Regions from separate parts of the Homo sapiens genome. Here regions 1 and 3 are each linked to region 2. Evidence: chromatin contacts called from ENCODE Hi-C or POLR2A ChIA-PET data. All regions are on one chromosome and are shown on one strand. Each heading gives the region's core, a stretch centred on a gene start or an enhancer-like site at or near the end of the contact. The rest is flanking DNA. Distances are from core to core; before and after follow the strand shown. Region 1 holds the start of PCNT (pericentrin). Region 2 holds the start of CFAP410 (cilia and flagella associated protein 410). Region 3 holds the start of LSS (lanosterol synthase).

Region 1 (2,960 bases), core at 366-2,865, 2.0 Mb after region 2:
TGCCTGGCCCCTGCTCTAATGAGCCCACTGCCCAGAGTTTGCTCAAACCACCCAATTCCGAGTCTGGGAACCAGGAGACCGCTGGACACCCCGCTCACCACACAGAAGACTGTGGCCTGAGTCAGGAGAAGGAAGTTTCTGGCGGTCGAGCTTCCACGGCTTCCTGAGGGAGGTTGCAGGGAGCCGAGATCGCGCCATTGCGCTATAGCCTGGGCGTCGCAGCGAGACTGTCTCAAAAAAAGAAAAAAAATTCTGAGCGAGATTCCAGGGCTTCCTGAGGGCGCGTTTAAGTTGCAGTTGCTGAGGAGGCTGCAAGGTGAGCTTGCGTCAGCGAGGAGCCACTCCAGCACGCTCGGGAAGGGCATCGTTACTGCTGCAAACAAGCACACGGCCCTCCACGACGAACCTTTTGCAAGTGAAGGCGCACGAACAGGCCCGGAGGACTACAAAGAAACCCAGAAACCAGACTTGGACACATGAAATAAAGGGGTTAGCTGAAGGAATACTCCACAGTTAAGGACGGCCTGCGCGAGGTCACCGGCCCTGTCTTGGTTTTTTGCCACTTCGCTCCAGTTAGTTTCCCAAGTTCCACCTACGCGCGCGCCAGCTGAGAAAACGCCCACCCCGGCGGTCCCGCCACAGGTCACAGGCGGTGCGGACCCCGGGACTGTGTCCGGGCTTCGGTGTCCAGAGAGCTCCAAGACACCCAAACCTTCCGTGGTTTCCACCTCTGCAAGCTTATGTTCCGCTGAGCTCAAGCTGAGGGACGACGACCTCATGCGACGTCAGTTTCCCCCTGGGACCACGAACCCACGGCCCCATTTCTCTTCTGTCTACTAAAAACCTTTTCTTTTCTTTTTTTTTTGAGACCTAAGACATCAGTGAGACACACGAGCAGACACGGGCTCGGTCGGGAAAGGCGGGAGCTCCAAGCGGCGGGGCCTGCAGGTCCAGGCGGTTCGCGGGCTTTCTGACCGCATTCGGCCGAGTTCTTCTCTGAAGACCCAGGACCCCCGGCCGAGGGGGCGCATTCGGCGGGCTGGTGGCGTAGGATTTTGTTTCGGGTTCCCAGGGTCCCGGCAAGGGTGAGGGAGCCCTTGCGGATCCCCTGAGATCCACCTCAGCAGCCTCCTCCGTGGTAGGCCTCAACTTCCCGCGGCGGCCCACAGCCAACGACTAATGCCTGAGCGGGAGAAAACGGCCTGGCCCTGTCCGGGTGGTTGCTGAGCACCGTTCGGCGCCGCCCGCGCCTGCAGGGAGCCCGGCCCGCTGTCCTGGTGGACACAAAGCCCAGGGGCCGCCCGCGCGGGACCAGCAGCGCGAACTTTTTGCCGCTCGGCCAGCCTGGCAGGGGATTTTAAAATCGGCCAATCACAGCGGGCGCCAGGCCTCCGCTTTCCGCTTACTGGTCCTGCCGTAGGAGGCGGGTACGTGAGCGCACCAATCTGTGGCCGGCGAGCGTAAAGGGCGGGGCTCCGCCCAGGCTGCACCGCCCAGAGCGCGCGTGCGCGAGACCGGAAACGCAGCCCCCTGATTGGCGGCGCGTGTCGGGGGCGGGGCCGCGGCTGCGTGACAGTTGTCGCGGGGGGAGGGCGAGCCCAAGCGCGGGGGAGGGAGTGTAAATAGAGCGAAGGCTGCTCTGTGTCAGCCCCGTCACCGCCGGGCGGCCCGCGCGGAGTCTGAGGGAGATGGAAGTTGAGCAAGAGCAGCGGCGCAGAAAGGTGGAGGCCGGGAGGACGAAGGTAAACATTAGGGGCTTCTTCTCTAGCTGCTCTGGCGTGAAGTCCTAAGGGCGGCTCCGGTGCCCGCCACCGCCCCCTGCCAGGAGAGGACGCGGTCCGGCGGAAGCCGCCGCGGAGGTCTCGCTTTTTCCCGCCGGCTCCGCTGGAAGCCGCCTCCTGGCCGCCGCCATCTTGAATCCGCCGCTCTCCGCCAGGTCCCGCCCCCGCCGCGGCCACAGCCAATCAGCGGCCGGGACGCGCGGCGCCTCTCGGGCGGGCCGGGGCGGGGCTGCGCCTGCGTCGGGGGGGGTGGGGCGCGGGCTGGGCGCGGTGCACGCCGGGGCGGGGTGTGGCTGCAGGGCGGGGCTACAGGGGCGTGGCGTGGCTGCACGGAGGGGGTGGGGCGCGGCAGGCGCTGGACCCCAGGCTGGATCTTCCAGTGGCTCCCGCGTCCTCCGGGACCGGGTGGCCTGGGGCGGGCGGCCGGTATTCGGGTGGCTGCTTGGTCTAGGGCCAGTTTCCTGCGCGGCCGGGGCCGGGGGCGTGGCGCGGGTGGCCTGCAGCGCCTCCCCAGGGTGCGCCTTCGCCTCGTCCGTCGGAGATGCTTTCCCCGCGCGTTTCTCGCGGCGTTGCAGTCCTTACTGTGTGAAAGGCCCCCGCGGCGCTCCCGGCCGCCGTCTTCTTCCCGCGCCCTTGGGCTCGCGTCCTGCCCGTCCGGGCCTGGCGTACGCTGCCGGGAACCCACGCGGCGCTGGCGCCGGGCGCCTTCAAGGGACGCGCTCCCGTCTTTCTCCCGCCCCGGGTTTCTCCGTGAAAAAGCGCTCGGTTTGATGGCCACTGTCCTAGGTTTCGTGGGAATAAAGCGCGCAGAGCCCATGACTCGGGGGCAGGAGAAAGGGAGTCCCGAAAGCGCGAGGCGGAACCGCGGGAGCAGGCCGGCCTCTGCGAGGTGCGCGCCGCTCCCCCCCAGGATGTTCTGGCTGGGGTGCTGGGGAAGAGCGGGGCTCCCGGGCACGGCGGACAGGGGACGCGGGGCTAGGCCGGGGAAGGGCTGAGGCGGGCAGGAGGGGAAGGGGAGCCCGGAGCCTGCAGGGAGCTGCGAACAGGAGCAGAGCTCCCAGGAGGGTGGAGGGGGGAGGGAGGGACAAGACGCCGCCTGTAGGGCGACGCAGGCCGCAGACCAGGTCTGTGCTATATCCCGACATGGATAGGTGTGGTGGAGGAGGACATGAAAATAAA
Region 2 (2,956 bases), core at 227-2,726:
GCTCCATTTGTAAGACACAAAAAGATGAACTCTTCCTCATGGTCCCTGAGTAGCAGAAGGTTCATTTCTCTCACTGACAGACATAAACAAGGGCGTCTTTATAAGAGGTCAAGTTCAAAGGGTGAACAGGCAACTTATGAAGCAAACTTTAAAAGCCTGAAACAGGGTTGTTGTTTCTCCCAGCTTAGTGGGAGTACTGACCACCCCATGCAAAACAAAGAAATGCATTATTGAAAGCAAATGACACGGGAATTGTAGCCAAAACACCAGATATGCCAGGGCAGAGAGAAAAGCTTTTTAATTAACAGGGAAGAGCTCACTCTGGGCAGTCTGCGGACACCCCTGGGAGGAAGCGTCTGCTCTCGCTGACCCCCACACCCGCCTGCACGGTGAGGCCAGTTGACACGGCGCGGTCACTCTGCTGAGTCCCCAGGGAACCCTGGAGATCTTGCAGGCCTCAACTCCAGGCTCCCTCTTCTGGAAGCTCCTGGTCTTCCTTGGCTCAGTGAGACTCAGCATTACCTGCCTTTCAGCCTGCCTGGGTCCCACCGCACCCACGTCCCTTCCTGTCACCTGCTAGGAGTACCCTGGGAACGGCCGCCCCCAGTACTGATTACCAACGTGTTTCCTGACTCAGTCCTGGAAAGCTCAGTTCTCTCTCCTATTCGACTTGGTCCCAGTGACTGCTGGCAACCCCAGACAACAGACCCAGCCCACAGGGCACCCGGGGCAAAGGCGGGCCGGGAAATGGGGGGGGGCCCAGGCGACCCCGACCCCCGGCCTCCTCCCCTCCCTCACCCGCGGCTCCTTCGCCGCCCTCGCCCCTGCCCCTCCCCCCTTCCACTCCGCCCCCGCCCCGCCCCGCCCCGGCTCCTCCCTCCGGCTCCGCCCTCGTCCCGCCCCGGCTCCTCCCTCCGGCTCCGCCCTCGTCCCGCCCCGGCTCCTCCCTCCGGCTCCGCCCTCGTCCCGCCCCGGCTCCTCCCTCCGGCTCCGCCCTCTCCCCGCCCCGGCTCCGCCCTCTCCCCGCCCCGGCTCCGCCCTCTCCCCGCCCCGGCTCCTCCCTCCGGCTCCGCCCTCGTCCCGCCCCGGCTCCTCCCTCCGGCTCCGCCCTCTCCCCGCCCCGGCTCCTCCCTCCGGCTCCGCCCTCGCCCCGCCCCGGCTCCTCCCCCCACCCCGGGGCGGCCGCGGCCAGGCCCCGCCTCACCAGCAGTTGAGCTTGCGCACGCTGTGCAGCTCCGAGGCCTTGGCCCGGGTCAGAACCATCTTCCGCGTCAGCTTCATGGCGGCCGCCCAGGCCCGACCGGCGGGCGCCCCCGGCCTCCTGATCCCGGGCGGGTGACGACTGCGCGGCGCGTGTCTCCAGGGGCGGGGCCCGCGTCGTCAGGGGCGGATCCTGAGCCGATTGGCGGCTCGGTGAGGAGAGCGGGGCGACGCGAGCCCGCTGGGGCCGCTTGGGCGCCGCTGACACGTTGGCTCTGCTCCTGCTCATGCGCGGCCTGGGGCGCCCTTCTCTGACGCGATTCTAACGCGACCCCGGAAGCGCGCAGCGAGCAGAGGGTGGGTGCAGGTGGCGGTCCCCGAGTCGGCCCAGTGAGGGCTGAACTGCTGCTCCCAGGAACCGAGCGGGGTGGGCTCGGTCCGACGCGCATCATGGCCGAGTGCCTAGGCCTGACTCTGAGCGCAGGCCTAGCGTGGATGGCATGGGCGCTACACAGCTCCAAGTTACGCGATTCAAACTCTTGGAATAAACCCAGGGCAGCCCTGGGGCTGTGTTGATTCCTTGTCTCCCTCCCTCCCAGCATTTACAGAAAAGACGCATTTATAGGAAAGACGCACGGGCAGGTCCAGCAGAGCCCTTACAAGCATTTCAACCTTTTAGAAATCAGATAAGACCCTCTAAACATCGTTACATGGGCCACAGTTACATTAAGACAGGCGTTCTGACGTTCTGAAACCGCCTTTGCAAAAAATTGTATCGGTGAGAGAAGGTTGGCCTTGAAGGAGATCTGGCCAACCCCCATCTTGCCTTTGGCCTTAAAACTGCCCTTAATTATTCCTGGATAAGCAAAGGTAACTTTGGGAGACATTTATAGTTTAAGTGATAGCAGCCCTTCCTCAAAACTAAACAGCCTTTGTAAAGCTAATGAGACCACTGAAACCGCCTTTGCAAAAATCATAACTGAAGAAATTATGACAGGGGAAGATCTCCTCACCCACCCCATCTTCCTGCTATCCTCTAAGCTGCTTTTGTTCATTCCTGGGTGTAGACCAGACTAGCCTTGGGAAGGAATTTAGTTTATAGATTAAACTGAAACAAAATTGATAATAGCCCTTTCCCAAAAAAACCCTTCTTGCCTGGGGACCAGTCTGCCTTTGTAGGACTAACAAATTAAGCTACGAGATTAAAAATTACAGTTTAGGGGCCATGCAACCTCTGGCGGCAAGAGTCTGAACCTCCCCAAATTGCTTCTGGGAATAACATCACTGTTGCAAAACTTAAGGTCAGTGCTTGAAATATTTTGTAGACCCTGCATTCAGATGCAGCAGATGACACCACCCAAACGGATAATCTGGCTCAACCATGTGTGTGATCCCACCCAGGGACAGAAGTCAGCCAGAACTCATTTTGACCCCCTATGATTTAATCTTCGACCTGACCAATCAGCACTCACCACTTTCTGAGCCCATACCCGCCAAATTATCCTTAAAAACACGGATCCCCGAATGCTTGGGGAGACTGATTTGAGTGATAATAAAACTCTGCTCTCCTGCACAGCCAGCTCTGTGTGTATTACTCTTTCTCCATTGCAATTCCGTTGCCTTGATAAATCGGTTCTGTCTAGGCAGTGGGCAAGGCGAACCCATTGGGCGGTTACACTACCAGCCTAGAAGGATAGAGGAGCATGAATTCCACTAAGATGCAGATGTAAACATTCGTCAGCCATTATTCTGGAGG
Region 3 (2,968 bases), core at 266-2,765, 1.9 Mb after region 2:
CATCCTGTACTGAGACTTCAAAGCCCACCTTCCTCCTCCCTCAAGGCAACACAGAGCCCTAGAGAACCACTTGCTTCTCTTATCAGAGAGCCTGTCACCCTACACTGGCAAGGCTAGCTGATCCCCTAGACCAATAGCAGGACGACTCTGACATAGGGCAGAGTTTGCCAGCCCTTTTCTTGTGAGCCCCTGGATTTTCACCTGCTTCATCAAAACCCTAGACCAGGCTGGGCCAGGATCCCAAGGGTGATCCAGGGTGGCCATACCATCAGGCTGGGGCAGCATACTCCTACCTGGCAGGAGGAAAAGTGGGCCACCATAATCACCCGTCCAGTGCCCATCCTCAGCCTGCAGCCCCACGTAAAATGTCATCCCGTTCAGAGCCCCCTCAAAGGCGGTGTGGGCTTTGGGCAAGTCCTTAAAGTAATTCTTCTGCAAAGAGATCGAAAAAAAAAAAAAGAGATAGCTGACGGGACTGTTGCCCGGCCAGAGGAACCCTCTTCACATACAGCCCAAGTCAAAACAGTGAATGTAAATTACTTTAAAAGTTTCAGCTGTTTCCATCAAAAGTCTGAAACTCTTTGATGAGAGCATCACACCTCAGCAAAGTAAAAGAACAGCTGCACATTTTCGTTGCTTTATTTGCCAGTCATGTATTCTTCACAACTTCTCCAAGATGTCTGGAATAAACCAGGCACCCAGACTGTAGGGTGGGGCACGGGTGCCGACCTGGGCCTGGGACTCGGGCCTCTCAAAGAGGGCCCAAGGGGCGGCACAGCCTTTCCCTCGGTGGCCGGGGCTCGGCAGGAGACCCTGTTTACACTGCAGACTCTGACGACCAAAATCTCTTACAATGCACACAACTAAGACAGTGGATCCAAACACTTTTTGTGAATAAAAACAAAGTTACAACTATCTTTGCAACTCTCCTATAAGTCAAAAATTATCTCAAAATAAGGTGCTAAAAAATAAAACATTAGGAGTCTCCTATGCGTGGTTTAGAGATGAAGGGGCTGAAGCGGAGGGGCCCGCGAACGCAGTTCCCGTGGGCGCTCGCCTTGGGGATGGGCGTCGCTGGCCGGGTCCTCCCACCCGCCTTTCTGAGAGAAAACGTGCTCCTCACGGCTCACCCCTCAGGGTCCCGAGCTCGCTGACGCTCCGCGGAAGCAACTTACGGTGTCCAGCCCCAGGGCGTAGGCTTCCAGGCCGGTCTGCTCGCGGCCGGCGCGCTCGTCCTGCAGGTAGGTCCACGTCTGCCGGCCCCTCTCGCAGTTGAGTCGCCAGCGGCCGAGGTCGGTGGCGGGCTCGGTCTTGTAGGGGCCCCCTCGGCGCCGCAGACACCTGAGGACCACCGGCCATCAGCGACCCAGGCCCCGCCCCAACGCCGGCCGCCGGCCCACTGCCCCAGTCGCGCTCTCCTCAGCACCTAGGACCACCCCGCATTCGTCAGGAGCCCGGGGCGAGGGGACTCACGTGCCCTCCGTCATTGCTGCTGCAGTGCTCTACGCCGCCCACTGCCAGCTGCCAGATGTCCGCACCCGGGACCTGCCGCCCAGCCCCGCCCCTCCCGCCCCTCCCGCCCCTCCCGCCCCTCCCGCGCGCACTACGCAGGCGCAGGCCTCGGCAGGCGCTCAGGCTTAGGTGGGCCGACGCCCACGCAACCAATCAGAGCGCCGCGAGCGTGACCCCGGGGTGTGCCAGGCGACCACAGTGGTGGAGCGCTTGGTGCCCCATGCGGCGTGGGGCGGGGCCTGAGGGAGCGGGGATGGTGGGTGAAGGCGACGGGACGGGGGAGGCGGGTGGGGCCTTATTGGCGGGGCATGAGGGGCGGGGCTGGTGGGTGGGGAGGTGGGGGCGGGGCTGGTGGGTGGGGAGGTGGGGGCGGGGCCTGGTGGGTGCGGGTGGGGGCGGGGCTGGTGGGTGGGGCCGAAGGGCGGGGGCGGGGCCTCTCGCGCGCCCTCTAGAGGCTTGCGTCCCGGGAGCCCGGCCTCGTGCGCCGCGCTTTGAGGTGAGCCTCTCTGAGAAATTTGTGAGGAGGGTCCAGCCGCGGGTCGGAAGGAAGGACGTGGGGAGCGAGGCTCGAGCGAGCGACAGCGAGTGCGAAGGTCGGGTGGCAGGGAATTGCTCTCGCGCTGCAGGATTTGCCCGGACGCCGGGGCCGGGGGTGGGGGCGGGAGGCCGCCCTGAGGTGAGGTGGGCGCGGGCCGTCGGCTCCAGTGCGAGACCAGGGGGAGGGCGGGGCGGAGCGGAGGAGCCGAGGGCGCCGCCGGCGTCCCTGGGAAGCTGAGCGCCGCGTAGCTTCGCCGGGGGGAGTGGGGTAGGCGCGGTGAGGCCGTGGGCCCCCACACCTGGCGGACCACAGGGGCCAGAAGCCCTGGAGCCCCGCCAGGGAAGGGCTGCGTCGCTGGCCAGGACCGAGCGCGGTAGAGCCTCAGCTGCTCACGGGGTCGCTGGAGTTGGGGGTGGCCCCAGGAGAAATTAAAGGTGAAAAGCCTTAGCAGCAGAGGGAAGAGGAAGATGGAGGCAGAGCGAGTGACCGAACTTGGAAGGGACAGCCGGGCGCAACAGGGCAGGGGGCGTCTGACTGTTGGAAACATGGCTGACGTCTGGAGGCTGCAGCCAGTGGTCCGTAAGTCAGGTCAAGGACCCACAGAAGACCCCAGCATGTCTTCACCTGGCCCACAGAAGCCCTGACATCCAGTTACAACTGCCCCAGCCTAGTGAGCATTTCGGCACCCACTCCTCAATTCCTACCCCCAGCCTAACTTCGAAGGGGCGGTGAGCCACAGCAAGCCGGAGGAGAAAGTTGGAAGAGAGAGTGGACAAAAGAATACCCACAGGCACCTTCCCCACAGTGGAATAGCGGGGTTTTAGACAATCAAGGATAATCACCTCTTCCTATCCCAGTTCAGAAACGGATGAAAAAGACACAGCAATAAGATGGGTGGGTATCAAAATATCAGCTTTG

What was found. A loop is a pair of places that touch in the nucleus more often than their neighbours do. ChIA-PET counts read pairs that join two places held with the same protein, here RNA polymerase II (POLR2A). Pooled maps may share reads with other maps.
Region 1: a map of gastrocnemius medialis shows a loop between it and region 2 (8-fold over the local background). The contact joins the promoter of PCNT here to the promoter of CFAP410 in region 2. A Hi-C loop is called at or near these places in 1 of 168 maps with a recorded cell type or tissue (gastrocnemius medialis), 1 of 37 single-sample maps with no recorded cell type and 13 of 50 pooled maps. POLR2A ChIA-PET finds 5 or more read pairs at or near these places in 1 of 52 experiments (A673).
Region 3: a loop to region 2 is called in a pooled map, with 28 times the contacts of the local background. The contact joins the promoter of LSS here to the promoter of CFAP410 in region 2. A Hi-C loop is called at or near these places in 2 of 37 single-sample maps with no recorded cell type and 11 of 50 pooled maps.

Annotation. Positions count from the first base shown.
Region 1 is chr21:46,322,541-46,325,500 of GRCh38, forward strand. PCNT (pericentrin) reads left to right here and starts at 1,616. Exons shown (of 47, transcript NM_006031.6): 1 at 1,616-1,742. The coding sequence starts at 1,689. It overlaps C21orf58 (chromosome 21 open reading frame 58), which reads right to left and starts at 1,330. Exons shown (of 8, transcript NM_058180.5): 1 at 99-1,330. The coding sequence starts at 198. RefSeq lists an enhancer at 859-998 and silencers at 1,349-1,678, 1,949-2,408.
Region 2 is chr21:44,337,914-44,340,869 of GRCh38, forward strand. It overlaps CFAP410 (cilia and flagella associated protein 410), which reads right to left and starts at 1,477. Exons shown (of 7, transcript NM_004928.3): 1 at 1,205-1,477. The coding sequence starts at 1,281. RefSeq lists silencers at 646-765, 1,066-1,435 and an enhancer at 1,436-1,655.
Region 3 is chr21:46,227,259-46,230,226 of GRCh38, forward strand. It overlaps LSS (lanosterol synthase), which reads right to left and starts at 1,516. Exons shown (of 22, transcript NM_002340.6): 1 at 1,474-1,516; 2 at 1,176-1,341; 3 at 294-432. The coding sequence starts at 1,487. It overlaps MCM3AP-AS1 (MCM3AP antisense RNA 1), which reads left to right and starts at 1,973. Exons shown (of 4, transcript NR_110565.1): 1 at 1,973-2,008. RefSeq lists enhancers at 771-840, 1,557-1,851 and silencers at 1,271-1,320, 1,381-1,550, 1,561-1,820, 1,881-2,320.